2 separate regions of the Homo sapiens genome follow, and region 1 is linked to region 2. Evidence: chromatin loops called from intact Hi-C (ENCODE). Cell type or tissue: endothelial cell of umbilical vein. All regions are shown on one strand. Links, peaks and the distances in the headings refer to the core of each region. The heading gives the core; the rest is flanking DNA. Region 1 holds the start of BMP8A (bone morphogenetic protein 8a). Region 2 has its middle 19 kb from the start of PPIE.

Region 1 (8,332 bases), core at 218-8,217, 230 kb before region 2:
TAAATGCATTCCGCAAATCAAAATATCTTGATGGATAAATTATAGAGCTTAATAGATCTTGTTTTATTTCATCCTTGTTAATTTTGTTTAATATGGCTGGGCATGGTGGCTCACGCCCATAATCCCAGCACTATGGGAGGCCAAGGCAGGAGGATCACTTGAGTTCAGGAGTTGGAGACCAGCCTGGGAAACATAGTAAGACCTTGTATCTACTAAAACTAAAGAAACAATTAGGCATGGTGGCACATGCCTATAGCCGCAACTACTAGGGAACTTAAGGTGGGAGGATCACTTGAGCCTGGGAAGTCAAGGCTACAGTGAGCCACGATTGCACCACTGCACCCCAGCCTGGGTGACACAGCGAGACCCTGTCTCAAAAAAAAAGACAAGCTATTAACATGAACATGTAGGATATCTGTCCTACTTACATGATTAAACAAATAGTATTATGTAAAAAGATACTAGAAATCATGGAGATCCTGGGTTCTCAGAATGGGACCAGTTTGTCACACTATGTCACAGTATGCTGAAATTTCTGGTTAAATGGTAGAATTTCAGAGGTGGAAGCAAAATCGGTCATCATATCTAGCTCCTTTGTTTTACAGATGGAGAAACTGGGATGGGAAAGTACAAGAGAAAGTGATTTCCCTGAGCTCACAAAATGAATAAATGACAGAAGTGAACCTTGAATCCAGTCCTCGACTCCCTGTTCAAGTCTGGCACTTCTATTTCCTCCAGCCTCTAGTCAGTTGGCTTTATAATAGAGCAGCCAAATGTTAACTTAGTAATAAGAAGAAAAGGGCTAGAGGCTTCGGAGGTAAAGGGGCTAAGACTCATGCCACCTGTGTTCTTGGTCATTAGGCCGCATTCCTTAGGACATAGGCATTTGGTGAGATCGATGCATGTTTGCCAAAGCTGTTAAGGCCAAATACCCAGATTAAAAGGAATTTGGAGCCTAATGGATTCTGAAGGAAGTGCTTACTCTGTTCTCCATGGAACTGGGGAACTTCAGGCTGCCAGGACTTTGTATAGGATAGTGTTTTCACCCTAATTTGCTTCCCCTTCTAGGCCTCTTGGCAGCAGAAGCATGTGAGACCAGCTTGACCTCCATCTTCCCAGATTGTGGGTTATGGTCCAGAATCTTACCAAGTAATTAAGGTTTTCTGGGGTTTTGTGGCAAAGTTCAGCTGGCAGCGGCACCAACGAAAAGTGCATTTCTTTTTTTTTCTTTTTTTTTTTTTCTTTTTTTTTTTTTTTTTTGAGATAGGGACTCATTCTGTTGCCCACTGGAGTGCAGTGGCGCAATCTGGGCTGACCGCAACCTCCGCCTCCCAAGCTCAAACTATTCTCCTGCCTCAGCCTCCTGAGTAGCTGGAGTTACAGGCACATGCTACCATGCCTGGCTAAAAAAAAGTGCATTTCCATTCAACAAATGCCTGTACACAAGACCATGTAGGAAATAACAAGATGCTAGGAAAAGGGTTAAAGTATAATCACAGTCCTGGGCCGGGTGTGGTGGCTTATTCCTGTAATCCCAGCACTTTGGGAGGCTGAGGCGGGTGGATCACCTGAGGTCAGGAGTTCAAGACCAGCTTGGTCAATGTGGTGAAACCCCGTCTCTACTAAAAATACAAAAATTAGCCAGGTGTGGTGGTGGGCACCTGTAATCCCAGCTACTCGGGAGGCTGAGGCAGGAGAATTGCTTAAACCTGGGAGACGGAGGTTGCAGTGAGCCAAGATTGCGCCATTGAACTCCAGCCTGCAAGAAAAGAGAAACTCCATCTCAAAAAATAAATAATAAGTAAATAAATATATATATATATAATCACAGTCCTGTGATAGAAATGCTAAATGAGGAAGGAAAATTTGGTGTCTGCTGGGGCCTTGAATGATGCAATAACTAGCTCATATTTATTGACTGCTTACTGTAAGCCAGTGATTGTGCTAAGTGCTCTATATACATTCTCACTGAATACGCTTAACAGTTCTATGATCATTAGCCCCCTTTTCTTGATAAGACACTGAGCCTGAGAGAGGTTAAGATCACAGAGTTGCCAGGTGGCTAGGGAAAACCCTTGTTTTGACACTACTTTCTCCAAGAAACCTACCCCACCTCAGTTCCCTTCCAGTCCTAATGTTCTGGATTCCACTCATGTGGTCTGCTCCCACTTCCCCGCTCCTCTGCCCTTACAGCCACTTTGCTGGCTCCTCTGGGAGCACAGCTTTCATTTTGCTTTGGGAAATTGCCGTGTTCACCAGCTGTCACCCCTGTTGCTGTGGGGGCTGCTCAGGGGCAGGGGGCTTGTCTGCTCCATCTCTGGTTCAGGGCACAGCACAGAGCAGCTCACGGTGGTTGTTGCTGAACTGAAGCGTGGGCAGAGGCCCTTGGAATGGCTAAAATCTGCTGTTTAGGTTTATGGGAATGTGAAGCCCGTTGTTTAGAAAACACAGCTCTATCTCCACATCCTAAATTGAGAAATGATTTCTGTTATAAGAATCAGCCCAGCACTGGGCAGCTTGCAGTCTAGCTGGGAGCCCAGAATTGCACAAAACAAACCTGAGAATTGTACAGGCTGGATCTAGGGCCTCAAGTGATGTGCAGTGGATTCAAAAGGGGCGTGCAGAGAGGACAGTGAAGGGGGTGTGGGCAGGAGATTCCGAGACTCTGACCAAGATGACATGGGGACAAAGCCCTGTGGATTCAGCCTCCTAAACAGCTTTCTCCTCTGCCCCTCCACCCCATCACCATTAGAGACTCATGGTCATTGTACCCACCCCCACATCTGATTGCTGTACCTGCCTCCAACTGCAGGGCCCTGACTCCTGTCTCCCTCTGATCCATATTCCGCTCTGCTTCCAAGCTCTGGTCTTGGGTACTTTCAACGGTTATTCTGCATTATCCTTAGCTCAGTATCCTTATGGGACAGTCCCAGTCCGCAGGGTAGCCCCGGCTTCTAGGCGGTGGCATCCACATCTGCTCTGCCCGGAGCTGATGCAGGTGCCTCATGGGGGGCGCTCTGGGGACCGCGCAGAAAATTTACGAGCAGTGTGGAAATATACCTGTTGGGTAAAAGACAAACTAGGCGTGTGTTTAAGGCACCAGCAAATGACTATTTAGATTAAGAATTTGTTGTAGAAAATTTTATTGAAGTGATGACTTCCAAATGTGATTTTTGGGGGCATTATACACTTGCTTCGAGGTTTAATCTTCAATCCACATGGCGGGGCACCATAATCTCTGGTGCCCAGGGCCCTCGTCTAGCCCCTGTGAGGCCCTTTGCGGTGCCTCCCTTGCCAGCCCCTCCAGCCTCCGCCGTTTGCCCCCTGGGCTCTCCAGTTTCCACTGCCCCCCTGCCCGAGCGCAGCTCCACTGCTGTGTGACCTGGCGTAAGTCCCTTAACCGCCGTGTGCCTCAGTTTCCTCATTTATTAAAAGAGGAGGTTCCAGTGGTATGTACCCCCTAACGATGTGCGAGCATCACAGAAATGACACGAGACACACACTCAGAACATGCCTTGGCGTGGCAAGTGCTGACTGTTGCCATTATTAGGCTCCCCAGCCGGGGTCTCAGGGCCTTGGCACAAGCTATTCCCTCTGCCTGGAGCACTTTCCTCCACTGACCTTTCCTGGCGCTCCAGGTCAACTCCAGGAGCCTTCCCAGTGCAGTCTAGGTGCCTTCTCCTTCCGCAGCGCCTGAACCACACAGGAATAAGTAAGGCGAGAGCGCGCCCAGGGAAGAGCAGGTGTGCAGAAAGGGACTGAGTCAGTCGAGACGTTTCCGCGGGGATCCTTCTCTTGGCAGGCCTGCACCGGGGCCGTGGGGACTGAGAAGATGTGCACAGGTGGCTCCCGAGTGCTCGGGAAGGGCCCCAGAGCTTCTGGCCCAGCTGGAGGCAGGAGGCGGAGCCTCCTCCGCAAAGCTGGATCAGTACCGGGGACGCAGGGCGCACAGCTAGGGCTGGCGGGGGCGGCCCGACTGGGGCGCTGCCTGGGCTCACGCGGGAGCCAGGTGGGGGACGCAGGGAGAAGCAGCCGAGCAGGTGCCGAGAAGGAGGCGCCCGCAGAAGCGCATGCAGGGGCCACGGGGAAGGCGCCAGGAGGCGGTGAGGGGCCGCGGTGGCCGGAACCCGGGCCGGCTGCTGCGGGCAGAGGAACAGGCCCCACCCGCGGGGCTTGGCTGGCACCGCCCGGCTCTCCAGACGGGGCTACGGCCGCGTGTCGGGCCCGGTGGCGACCACGGCACACCACGGCGAGGCAGCCGGGTGGCACCACTGGCGGGACCGGGACGGCGCCGCGGCCTTAGGATCTCTGCGCCGAGGCCCGCGGCGGGAGCCACGACGGCCCTGACCACGCTGACGCCCAGGCTGCGGGCTCCTCGCCCGGACCAACCGCCAGCCACGCCGAGGTCGCACCTCGGGGTCGCCCCACCCGCAACACCTGCCGCCGCCCGGGGCTCCTAGCGGGCGCGGCCTCCGCGCCCAGGCCCCGCCCCCGCGCCCCCATTGGTCAGTCCCGGGGGTGGGCGGGCGGCACAGACGGCTGAGCCGGGGCAAGGACTCGCGGGAATCGCGCCGCCCGGGTCGCTGCCGGAGCTCGCCGGTCGCCCCTGCGCTGCGCGGACCGCAGCCACAGCCGGACTGGTGGGAACGGCGGCGACAGACGGATTGGCTGACAGTCCCAGCCCTCAGAACAGCCCCGGCCTCGAAGCGTTGGCGTCTGCGTCCGCGTCAGCGTCCGCTTGTCCCGGAGCCGGGGCAGGTGCGCGCGGGGGGCGCTCCAGGGACCGCGCTGAGGCCGCAGACGCCGCCCGCCGAGCCCCGCCCCCTGCTCGCCGAACTCAGCTCCCCGTTCGCCGTCGGGGCGTCCCCGGGCCCAGGGGCGGCGGCGGAGCTGATGTGCGCCCGCTGAGCGCCCCCGGCCCGCCATGGCCGCGCGCCCCGGACCGCTCTGGCTTCTGGGCCTGACGTTGTGCGCGCTGGGCGGGGGCGGCCCCGGCCTGCGACCCCCGCCCGGCTGTCCCCAGCGACGTCTGGGCGCGCGCGAGCGCCGGGACGTGCAGCGCGAGATCCTGGCGGTGCTCGGGCTACCCGGGCGGCCCCGGCCCCGCGCGCCACCCGCCGCCTCCCGGCTGCCCGCGTCCGCGCCGCTCTTCATGCTGGACCTGTACCACGCCATGGCTGGCGACGACGACGAGGACGGCGCGCCCGCGGAGCAGCGCCTGGGCCGCGCCGACCTGGTCATGAGCTTCGTCAACATGGGTGAGTGCGGCCGCCCGCGCGGGGACCCTCGGAGTAAGCTGGCTGCAGGGGAGGGGCGCGCATCCGCGGGCGGTGCCGGGCCCTGGCCGAACGGGGAATCACAGACGGTGGACGCGAACCACAGGGGAGTGGGACCGCCGTGGTTAGGGAAGGTCTAAGGGTCATGGGGGCCCCCTGGGCTGCGGGGTGGTCAGGAGCAGAGTGTGGGGGACTGTGGACTCCCAGGCGCTGCCTTCACCCTGCCCCAGACACACCCAGGAGTAAGAATTAGGTGATGTCTTTGCCCACCTGGGCTGCCCCGGGAAGACAGCCTGGTCCTGGGGAGACAGGTGAGTAAACAGAGGCCGGGATGCTGTCACTGTGATAAGGACAGTACTGAGGAGAGGGACAAAGTTCAGCGTGGAAACCTGTGGTCACATCATCGGAGTGACCAGAGCTGAGTCGCGTGCCCTGAGTCCACAGCAGGCTCTTCCCTGTGCGGAGCCTGGGTGGGGTGCGGCTGTCAGGGGAGCGGCTGGGGAAGGAGCAGACTCAGCTCGCTGGGGCAGGGACTGTGGCCTTGTCACCCTGGGCCCTGCACTTAGCATGTGGCCTGGTATAGGGTGAGTGTCCGGTCCTGTGGAATGGCCCAGTGGGCAGCTGGACCCACTGTGTTCTCCCAGGCAAAGCCGGGCTTTTCCTGTCTGCAAACATCTTGTATCAAACCCTGGAGCTATTTATTCCTTAAGATCTCAGATTTTTCTTTTCCAGTACTAAACTCTTTGGTCTATGCTCGTGTAGTTACTGTTGGTCAGGTCCCCCGTCTGCTTTGCCTCCTGTCTGTGGCTAGTGACAGGCCGGGGTCTGGGAGCCAAGGACCACAGCTCAGCCCGAAGTGGGGGAGCTGTGGGGCTGAGAGCAGGGAGTGGGTACCTGCCCCAGCCACCAGCCTCCCTCCACAGACAGCATCATTAATTCTTCATCCTCCCGACAACCCTGATAACAGCCACGGTCTTCATCCCCATCTCCCAGATGAGGACAGTGAGGTTCAGAGAGGCAGCGCCATGCCTAGGACAGCGCAGCCTCTATGTTGCTGAGCCAGGACAGGCCCAGGAAGCCTGACTGTCCATCCAGGGCTCAATGAGATGACATTTCTGTTGTCAGGTCAGGCTTTCAGGGTGCAGAGAGCTTTCTGAGGAGTCTGGGCTGAGGAACACAGGGTACTGAGCTGCAGCAGGTCTTGTGGGGCCATCAGCCATTTGCTTCCTACACTAGAGCAGAAGAGGGCATGGCCAAGCCTCTGCTTCCCGCAACCCAGAGCTGGTGGTGGAGGCGAGCAGCAGAAGGCAGCCATTCACCATCGCTGAGCGCCCAGTGCCAGGGACAGGACTCTAGCCGGTGGGATCTGTATGCTGCCTTTGTAGTTAGAGGACAGGGTGGGGATGTGGGACAGAGGAGACCATCTGTGAAGCTGGGGCTGGGGCTCTGTCATCAGGACAGGCTGACACTGGGCTCAGGACCAAGAAGAGTTGTGGATGGAGTCGTCCAAGAATGTCCCCAGGGAGCCGCCCATCAGAATGCGTCACCACCCAGCCCACATCCGACCTCCCCTGGCATCCCCTGGGTCAAGGCATGCACAGCCTGGTGGGGCTGTTGCTGTGAATTGGGCAGGGCCCACCCCTCTGTGTGACCTTAGGGAAGTTCCTCACCTTCTCAGCCTTGGTTGCTCCTTATAAAAGGAGGTGCCTGGTGATCTGTCCTCAGGGTTGTTGTGTGATTGGTAGAGGGGCAGGAGTAGAAAGCCTGTGCTGCTCCCCTCAGAGGGTGAACCTGGACCTGGGCACTGTTGGCCTCCCAGCTGTGGCCCAGCCTTAGTGTGGAGGTGACAGGAACATCTCCACATGTCTTGTACACGTGAAACCCAGAAATGAACTCTAAAAGCCAATCAAAGGTGTTTGTACTTATTTTTAAAATGAAAAGTAGCATGTGAACTTTTTCTTTTCTTTTCTTTTCCTTTCTTTCCTTCTTTCTTTCTTTTTTCTTTTTTCTTTTTTTTTTTTTTAAGAGGCAGGGTTTCACTGCATTCCCCAGGCTGGAGTGTAGTGGTGCGATTATAGCTCACTGCAACCTCTAATTCCCGGGCTCCAGCAATCTTCCTCCCTCAGCCTCCCCAGTAGCTAGGGCTACAGTCGCACACCACCACACCCAGATAATTTTTAAATATTTCTTGTAGAGACGGGGAGTCTCACTGTATTGCCCAGACTGGTCTTGAACTCCTGAACTCAAGCAATCCTCCCACCTCAGCCTCCCAAAGTGCTGGGATTACAGGCGTGAACCACCATGCCTGGCCACGTGTGAACTTTCACAGCCTTACAATTCCTCATTTAATTCATGTGAGACTGTTTTGCCAGCCCCATTTCATGCGCTCAGAGAGATTAAATGGCCAGCCCAGGGCCACACAGCACATCCAAGGTGACATCCATGGCTGTGGATTCCAAATCCCAGCTTCTTCCCACACCAGCTCTGAGCACTTCATGAAGACTCGGGGCCTCCAGCGCCGTGGGATTAACAAGCAGATCGTTGTTAGTGGAAGCCCAGGCTGTGGGTGGGCGCAGCCAGCTGTCAGAAAGGCCTTCTTTATTCTGCTGTGCTAACTGCACTAGTAGAACTGTCTCAGAGTAGCTTTAACTGGTAATTACTGAGGCTGGGTGGGGCGGGGTGGGTGGGGGGTGGATAGACACGTACCAGGATGCTCTCAGTGTTTGGAGGCCCCTGAAGGTTGGTGGCCCCAGAGCCACCATGGGATCTAATAGCAGGGTCGCTGTGGTGTCACTGCCCACACCCAGGCTCTCACACCTGCTTCTGCCAGCTCCACCTCTCCTATCAGCCTCATCTGAGTCCTGAAAAGCCAGGCCTGGTGCCCCTAGGGCCCAACTCTTGATGGCAGCCTGTGGGACCCAGAGGGCGGGGCTCTCGCTGGCTTCCCACCCATGGGTTCAGGCCTCCGTGCAGAGCAGGTGCTTTAGGAAGCCAAGCCTGCGTCCTGATGTTCAGAGCCTGCACTGGGAGGCCAGGGCTGGGGTCAGAGCCGGGGC
Region 2 (8,332 bases), core at 91-8,090:
ACAGGTGCGCGCCACCACGCCTAGCTAATTTTTGTATTTTTTAGTAGAGACGGGGATTCACCATATTGGCCAGGCTGGTCCTGAACTCCTGACCTTGTGATCCATCTGCCTCAGCCTCCCAAAGTGCTGGAATTACAGGCGTGAGCCACTGCACCGGGCCGACAAGATTCTTTATATTAAATTTTCTCTGCTCATATTAAATTTTCTCTGCTCAAATAACTGCTGTGGTTTCTGTCTTCTGATTAGACCCTTCTTGATACAAACACCTTAGCATCCTTTGGATGGAGAATTGTGTCTGATATAATAGATGCTATAAATGATGTTTGTTGAATTAATGACAGTGACATTTAGTAAGTTCTTGCCACCTCAGGCTTTGTTCTACATGTGTCATCTCATTTCATCATTAAAGTAATCTTATGAGATAGGAACTATTTTCCCTAATAAAAGACAAAATAAATACTGATATGTAGTGAGTATTAAACTGAGTGTACTGCTAGGTAAGGCAGAGGAAGCCTGATCCAATACAAAGTTCGGCCATGCACGATTGGGTCTTCAGATTAAATGTTAAAGAATAACTCAGGACAATTACCTAAGCATTGAGAGTTTCCTTTTTTTTTTTTTAAACAGTATTTTATTTTATTTTGTATTTTTGTGGGTACATAATAGGTGTATATATTTATGGGGTACATGAGATATTTTGATACAGGCATGCAATGTGTAATAATTACATCAGGGTAAATGGGGTATTCATCACCTCAAGCATTTATCATTTGTGTTACAAACAATCCAATTATACTTTTTTTTGTTTGTTTGAGATGGAGTTTCACTCTTGTCGCCCAGGCTGGAGTGCAATGGCGTGTTCTAGGCTCACTGCAACCTCTGCCTCCCGGGTTCAAGCTATTCTCCTACCTCAGCCTCCTGAGTAGCTGGGACTACAGGCGCGTGCCACCACACCTGGCTAATTTTTTTTGTATTTTTAGTAGAGATGGGGGTTTCACCACGTTGGCCAGGCTGGTCTCAAACTCCTGACCTCAGGTGGTCCACCCGCCTCGGCCTCCCAAAGTGCTGGGATTACAGGCGTGAGCCACTGCACCCAGCCTAATTATACTCTTTTAGTTATTTTTAAATGTACAATTAAATTATTATTGACTATAGTCCCTCTGTTGTGCTATCAAATACTAGATCTTATTCATTATTTCTAACTATTTTTGTACCCATGAAGCTTCCCCATTTCCTCCCCCCACACTCCCTATTACCTTTTGCAGCCTCTGCTAATCATCCTTCTACTCTCTATCACCATGAGTTCAATTGTTTTAATTTTTAGCTCCTACAAATGAGTGAAAGTGAGAACATGTGAAGTTTGTCTTTCTGTGCCTGGCTCATGTCGCTTAACATAATAACCTCCAGTTCCATCCATGTTGTTGTAAATGACAGAATCTCATTCTTTTTTTACGGCTAAATAGTACTCAACTGTATATGTACCACATTTTTAAAAATCCATTTGTTTGTTGATGGACACAGAAGTTGTTTCCAAATCTTGGCTATTATGAATAGTGCTACAATAAACATGAGAGTGCAGATACCTCTTCGAAATACTGATTTCCTTTCTTTTGGGTATATTCCCATCAGTGGGATTGCTGGGTCATGTGGTAGCTCTATTTAGAGTTTTGAGGAAACTCCAAACTGTTCTCCATAGTGGTTGTACTAATTTACATTCCCACCAACAGTGTATGAGGGTTTCCCATTTCTCCACATCCTCACCAGCATTTGTTATTGCCTGACTTTTGGATAAAAGCCATTTTAATTAACTGGAGAGAGATGATATCTCATTGTAGTTTTGATTTGCATTTCTATGATGATCAGTGATGTTGACTACTCTTTCATATAAGCATTAAGGGTTTACTTTTAGGTGAGTAGTATACAAGGAAGAGCATGCCTCGTGAAGACTGACACCCAGTCCAAAGGCAAGGGTAGGCTTATAAGGGCAAAAGCCACACAGTTTCATAAGGAGAGGTGATTGGTTTAAATAAGTCTTTAGCTTGTCCTCTCAGGATTATTTGGCTGTAATGGAACTGAGCCCCAATTCCATCTGTGCTTTTTTGAATCTTTATTGACCCAGTAAGTCCACGAAGTTGAATCCAAATAAACACTTGAGGCACAAATCGCAAACACAAGAAGTTCCTCATCAGGTTAGGGTTTTTGTTTGTTTGTTTGTTATGGGTTTTTTTCTGATTCTGATCAATTTTCCCAGAAGCAGTTGCTTTGGTTCCTTCTTCTGGGACCCTAACTGATTGATTTTTGCATTTTATTACTCATCCAGGCTCAAAGTCAAGCAGGGTGTAAGTCCATCTACACATGCTCAAGGCTTAGCAAAAATTTCCTTTATCATCTCACTTTTACAGGTGGACCTGTGCCACAGAGGAATTAAGTAACCTTCCCATGGTCACATAGCTGGTAAGTCATAGAGCCAGACTTTGGTAGGTGTGGTAGGTAATTTATTTTTCATGTGAATCAATTTCCCGCTGCCATTCTAACCTTTACGTACCCCTATGGGCCAATCCTTCCTAGTCAAGCAGGTTGACTTCAGAATTAGTGCATTTAACCACTTTGCTGGACTGCTTCGAGGAGAAAAAGAGACAGAGAGGGGAAAGGAGGGAAGAAGAGAGAAGGAGGGCGTTCCTCTGTGTGTATTAAGAGCATGTACTTTAGTGGCAAATAGATGTAGGTTAAAATCCCAGATATGGGTGAATTGAGCGCTGCTGGTGGGCAGTAGAGTCACTGCACCACCGCCGGGACCATGGTGTTCTACTTCACCAGCAGCAGCATTAATTCATCCCAGTACACTATTTACATGGGAAAGGATAAATATGAAAATGAAGATCTGATCAAGCACGGCTGGCCTGAAAATATCTGGGAGAGAACATAGAAGACATTCCAAAGGAAGTGCTGATGGACTGTGCCCACCTTGTGAAAGCCAGTAGCATTCAAGGCTGCAAGATGAACGTTAATGTGGTATATACGCCGCAGTCTAACCTGAAGAAAACAGCTGACATGGATGTGGGGCACATAGGTTTTCACAGGCAGAAGGATGTAAAAATTGTGACATGGGAGAAAAAAGTAAATGAGATCCTGAACTGATTAGAAAAGACCAAAGTGGAGTGGTTCCCAGACCTAGCAGCAGAGAAAGAATGCAGAGATCGTGAAGAGAGGAATGAGAAAACAGCCCAAATTCAGGAAATGAAAAGGAGAGAAAAAGAAGAAATGAAGAAGAGGGAAATGGATGAACTTAGGAGCTATTTACCACTAATGAAAGTTGAAAATATGTCTTCAAATCAGGATGGCAATGATTCAACTGAATCCATGTAAAAGGAGAAAAGGACCTTTGAAAGATGTGAATGTAGAGACAATTGCAGACCTTTTGGTTTCATCTGTATTCTGAAGTATAAAATACAACCAAAATTCTACCTTCATCCTACCCAGAAATTATTGATTTTGGAGTTTTAAAAAAATTGTACCTTTTTTGTTGACAGAAAAGGATCAGATATGTATAAAATAGTTGAACTTGACAGCATATAACTTAAAGCAAAAATGTTTTTGCCAGAACATGTCTTGGTACTTTGTGAAAGCTGGCTGCCCTTGTTCTTGAGATTGACTTTAAAATGAACCACTCTGAAAAGTACTTCTGTTGCTGTGATCTATCCCTGAAAACAGATGTCTTGAAACACTTTTCATATTCTTAAAATAATCTTCACTTCTGTTAAGAAGAACATGTTGGTGGGTAATTATGCGAATGTTTCCCTGTCCCTGATTTCCAGATTAGAAAAAAGGGCATATGGGTTTTGAAAAAGAGATTTTCAGAAGATTGTCAGCTTCAGTATTCACGTTCCATCGTGTCATCTGGGTCTGTTAGTGTAGTGACCCACAGCACAGTCTGTCCCAGCTTTTACGTCCTTGCTTCTTCTGAGCAGGGCCTCCTCCATCTTAGTATCATCATATTTAAAGAAATTGATGGTGTTCATCAAGGTGGGGCCTGTGGCAGTTGTTGCCTGAGCACCAAGTAACCCAAGCCACCTATGCAACAACTTCTGGGCTCTGGAGTAATTTCTCAGCATTGAGGGTAAAATAGGAAGGAATGCTCTGTTGATCATTTGGCAGATGTAGGTTACCTGATTTGTGCCTTGGGATGCAGCATGAAGCAGAAGTCCATATTGCAATTATGATTTTAGAAGGAAATAAGCGTTTCACTAGCCAGCCAAGTAATTATATTCTTTACCTTGAAATCATATTTGAGTTGTGGCCCCAGAGTTCAATTTCTCATTGTAGATTCAGTAACTTACTATATAACATTACTTCTCACTTGAACCACTCACTATCTGTTGTGATTCTGAGCAGAAGATGTCTTTTGATTGCAGTATGTAAGGGAACCCCTGTAGAAGGAGACAAAACAAGAAGAAAGAGAACAAAGCCTGCAGGACCAGAGGCATACAGGTGGACATTTTACTCACACCCACAGCAGCAAGAATGACCTCCTGCAGCAGATATTCCACCTGTAATAGCGCTTTGGAATTCTGGGCAAAACCAAAAGGCTAGTGTTTCCAAATATTCCATGTTGGTGTATGGGGTTGAACTGGAAAATTCCCTGAGGCATGATTCATTGGCCAAATTTTGATAGGGTATAGAAGATGACTTTAGAGATGAGTGGTTTTGTGTACGTGTCTAATGATATTCAGCTTGACGTTCTGCAATTTTAAAAGTTATAATAAAGTATAATTTTTTATCTGAAAAAAAATCCCAGATCTGCTTTTTGCTATTTACAAGTTATGTGAACTAAGAAAATTATTTAGATTTTCTAAGGCTCAGTCTCTTCATCTGTAAAAATGAGAAAAAAAAAAAAAGTACATAACCTAAAAGGGCAGTTTATTCTAGATGGTTTTTTAAAACAGCATACCAATTTATGATCCATGACTGCCCCCTAGAGGTAAAATTAAAATACTGCTCCATAATTGTGCTAAATATAATCCCGGAAAGAAGGTACAGACTACAGCTGTGATTATAGGTTCAAGTTGACAGCAAGACTCATGAGACAGAAATAAATTGTAACCTAGAATACAAGGCAGAAGATATGGCAGATGCTACATCTTTATCTCACCAGGTGGCCCAGCAGCTACCGAAGTACACATGTCCTGTTGTCATTCATCCACAGGGCAATTACAGCTGCCACGGGCTAGCCAAGGTGTGCAGCGATCACTTTGACTCATAGAACCTAAAGCCTTAGTCAGGCGCAGTGGCTCATACCTGTAATCCCAGCACTTTGGGAGGCTGAGGCAGGAGGATCTCTTGGGCCTAGTCTGAGACCAGCCTGGGTCTCAGGCAAGGCCCTGTCTCTTTAAATAAATAAATAAATAAATAAATAAATAAATAAGTAAGTAAGTAAATAACCTGAAACCTCTATTTCTCACCAATATTTCCTGCCATTCCCAGTTGCATACGCTCATGACCTGTATGCTCACTGACAATGCCTCCAGACCCATGCGCAGTTCCACACAATTGTGTAGTCAGCATACACAACATCCCCTGTTTATGTTAACTCTGCAGTTTCCAAGGAAACAGTATTGTGGAAGACCAAGGTCAGTGTCAGGCAGGCTTGCATCAGCCCCAGCCTGATATTAATTTTCCCTTTACTCACAGAAGCATAATTTAACATTAAGAAATGTTTCCCTGTGATTTGCCAATTAAGTGATAAAGGAGAAAAATCATACAATCCTCTCAAAAATGCAAAAAACATCATTCAACAAAACTAAATGTGGATTCATAATTTTTAAAAAACCCTTAACAAATTAGGAATAGAAGGGAACTTTTTCAACCTGTTAAAGGGTATCTACCCCAAACATAAACTTTATGCTTGAAAGTTTGGAAGCATTTCCATTAAGTCAGGAACAAGATTGCTATCAGCACTATTATTCACCATTATACTGGAGCTCCTAGCCAATGTAATAAGAGAAATAAACAAGAAGTGTTAACATAGAAAAACAGAACACTATCCATATTTGCAGGTGATATTACAGTCAATGAGAAAATCCAAGAGAATATAGAGAAAAACTATTTAAACCAATAAGAGTATTAGGCATAAAATATACCATTCCCAGGGTTGATAACAACTCTAAGGCATCTAGGACTATATCTCATAAAGGATATACTAGACCTTCATAGAGGACAATACAAAATGTTTTTAAATATATAAAAAGAATATGAATAAAATAATAAATGGAGAGATATTGATGGGAATACTTACTATTATAAAGGTATCACTTCTCTCCCAAAATAAACCTACAAATTAAATTCATTCCAATACAAACTCAGCAGGATTTTTTGTTGTAACTGGATTAACAGGTCCTAAAGTTCATATGAAAGAGTAAATGTCCATGAACATGCAAGATACTTCTGAAAAAAAGAATAAAATACCAGATATAACAAATGAATGTTAAACTACAGAAATTAAATAGAGTACAGTCAATTCAGACCAACCTAAAGGGGTAGAGAGCCCAGATACAGTCCAAACACATTGGTCTTTTAATCACCTACAAAGCCTCACATGATCTGACCTCATCTCTCCAGCCACTTGCCTCAGCTCACTCCACTTCAGCCACACTGGCCTTGCTATTCCTTGAACTTGCCAGGCCAGGCCAGTGTGGGCTCTTGACACTGACTTTTCCCTCTGTCTGGAATACTGTTTATACAGATAATTCCCTTACCTACTTCTGGTCTGCATTCCCATATAACCTTCTCAATGAGACCCACCCTGACTTCTCCATTTAGAATCATCACTCATGTCCCTAACTCAGATCCTTCTTGCCCTTCTCTACTTTTTCTCCACCCCTCACAGAACTTATCACCTTCTAACACTCCAAATAATTTACTTATTGTGCTCATTGTTTTTAAAAATCCATCTGCCCCTGCTAGAATGTAAGCCCCACAAGGGTATAGATCTCTGTTTTGTTAGATCTCAAGTACTTTAACAGTTCCTGGCATATAGTAGGCACTCAATAAATACCAGTGGAATAAATCAATGGAACAAGGGCATTTCCAGTAGTAATAAATGCTATAAAGCAAATAACACAGGGGCATGTGACAGAATAACTGGGGCAGGCTTCTATAAATTGATTAATCAGGGAAGAACTCTCTGACTGAGTGACTTGTAGTGGTAGGCTGGCAAATATTTAGCAACTGACTCCAAAACAAAAGCCCTGATTTATAGCTTTTGCCTATTTCCATGGTGTAAATATTCCCACCATGGCCAATTCGAAGTTACTGGCATAACATAACTGAATAGGGAGTTGGAAAGAGATGCACACACCTGGCTCTCACAAGCCAATGCAAGCCAGCTCCAACACACCACTGCACTTGTATGGAATGGGAGAGCTCCATACAGGATTCTTGAGTGAATCACTAGAATGTAAACTCGATGAGAATGGGATTTCCTGTGTCCTCAGCACCTAGAATATTTCCTGGTGTATTACATTTGCTTAGTAAATACTTCTTGAATGACTGAATGACTGAATACATACATAAGTGTAGGAATTTCTTCATTCACTTTTACCCAAGTGAGTACCTAGCTTATTTGCCACCTGGAATGGATAATTTTTTTACTGTCCCTCTTTTTCATATGACAAAATCATTTTCAGTAAAATCATGAAATAAAATGAATAATAATAAGAATAGGCTGGGCATGGTGGCTCACACCTATAATCCCAGCACTTTTGGAGGCCGAGGCGGGTGGATCACCTGAGGTCAGGGGTTCAAGACCAGCCTGGCCAACATGGTGAAACCCCGTCTCTACTAAAAATACAAAAATTAGCTGGGGGTGGTGGCGGGCGCCTGTAATCCCAGCTACTCAGTAGGCTGAGGCAGGAGAATCACTTGAACCTGGGAGGCGGAGGTTGCAGTGAGCCGAGATCGTGCCATTGCACTCCAACCTGGGCGACAAGAGTGAAACCGTGTCTCAAAAAAATAATAATAATAGTAATAATAAGTCCCAGAAATTAAAAAGCAGATAGTAAGAACTTTTGTCTATATAAATAAATAAATGCCAATATAAATGAATATTACAATACAAAAAGGAAAAGAGTAATTAATGAATAATTTTAATTACCTTAATGTGTTTTTTGAAAAAAGGAAAAAACCTACTTATTTTGTTCTGTAATGGTAATTAATATTACAATTATGATTTTTGAGCCTTAACTTCTGCAAATTTGTCAATGACTGTGTCTAAATTTATCTTTTTTGCAGCCTTATGTTCAATAGACAGTACAGACAGATTTTTCTTTTTCTTTTT

The links. Hi-C counts contacts between places; a loop is a spot of excess contacts. Peaks named below come from ENCODE experiments on the same cell type or tissue, not always from the same donor. Only the 100,000 strongest peaks of a DNase experiment are listed, where the experiment ranks them.
Region 1: it touches region 2 in a loop (5-fold over the local background); 3 of 110 quality-filtered maps call a loop at or near these places.

Annotation. Positions count from the first base shown.
Region 1 is chr1:39,487,068-39,495,399 of GRCh38, forward strand. It overlaps BMP8A (bone morphogenetic protein 8a), which reads left to right and starts at 4,569. Exons shown (of 7, transcript NM_181809.4): 1 at 4,569-5,258. The coding sequence starts at 4,925. LOC124904101 (a long non-coding RNA gene) reads right to left here and starts at 4,481. Exons shown (of 2, transcript XR_007065978.1): 1 at 3,622-4,481; 2 at 1-3,060. It overlaps MACF1 (microtubule actin crosslinking factor 1), which reads left to right. Exons shown (of 101, transcript NM_001394062.1): 101 at 1-71. RefSeq lists silencers at 4,068-4,697, 4,798-4,897. In endothelial cell of umbilical vein, for the core only: no CTCF peak of the experiment used is centred there; a DNase peak (open chromatin) is centred at 4,544; H3K4me3 peaks cover 1,113 bases; H3K27me3 peaks cover 1,170 bases.
Region 2 is chr1:39,715,231-39,723,562 of GRCh38, forward strand. It overlaps the pseudogene CCDC25P1. Among named protein-coding and RNA genes, the nearest start is that of PPIE, 19 kb to the right of the region's middle. In endothelial cell of umbilical vein, for the core only: a CTCF peak has its summit at 4,982 (motif pointing left); a DNase peak (open chromatin) is centred at 4,971; H3K27me3 peaks cover 1,902 bases.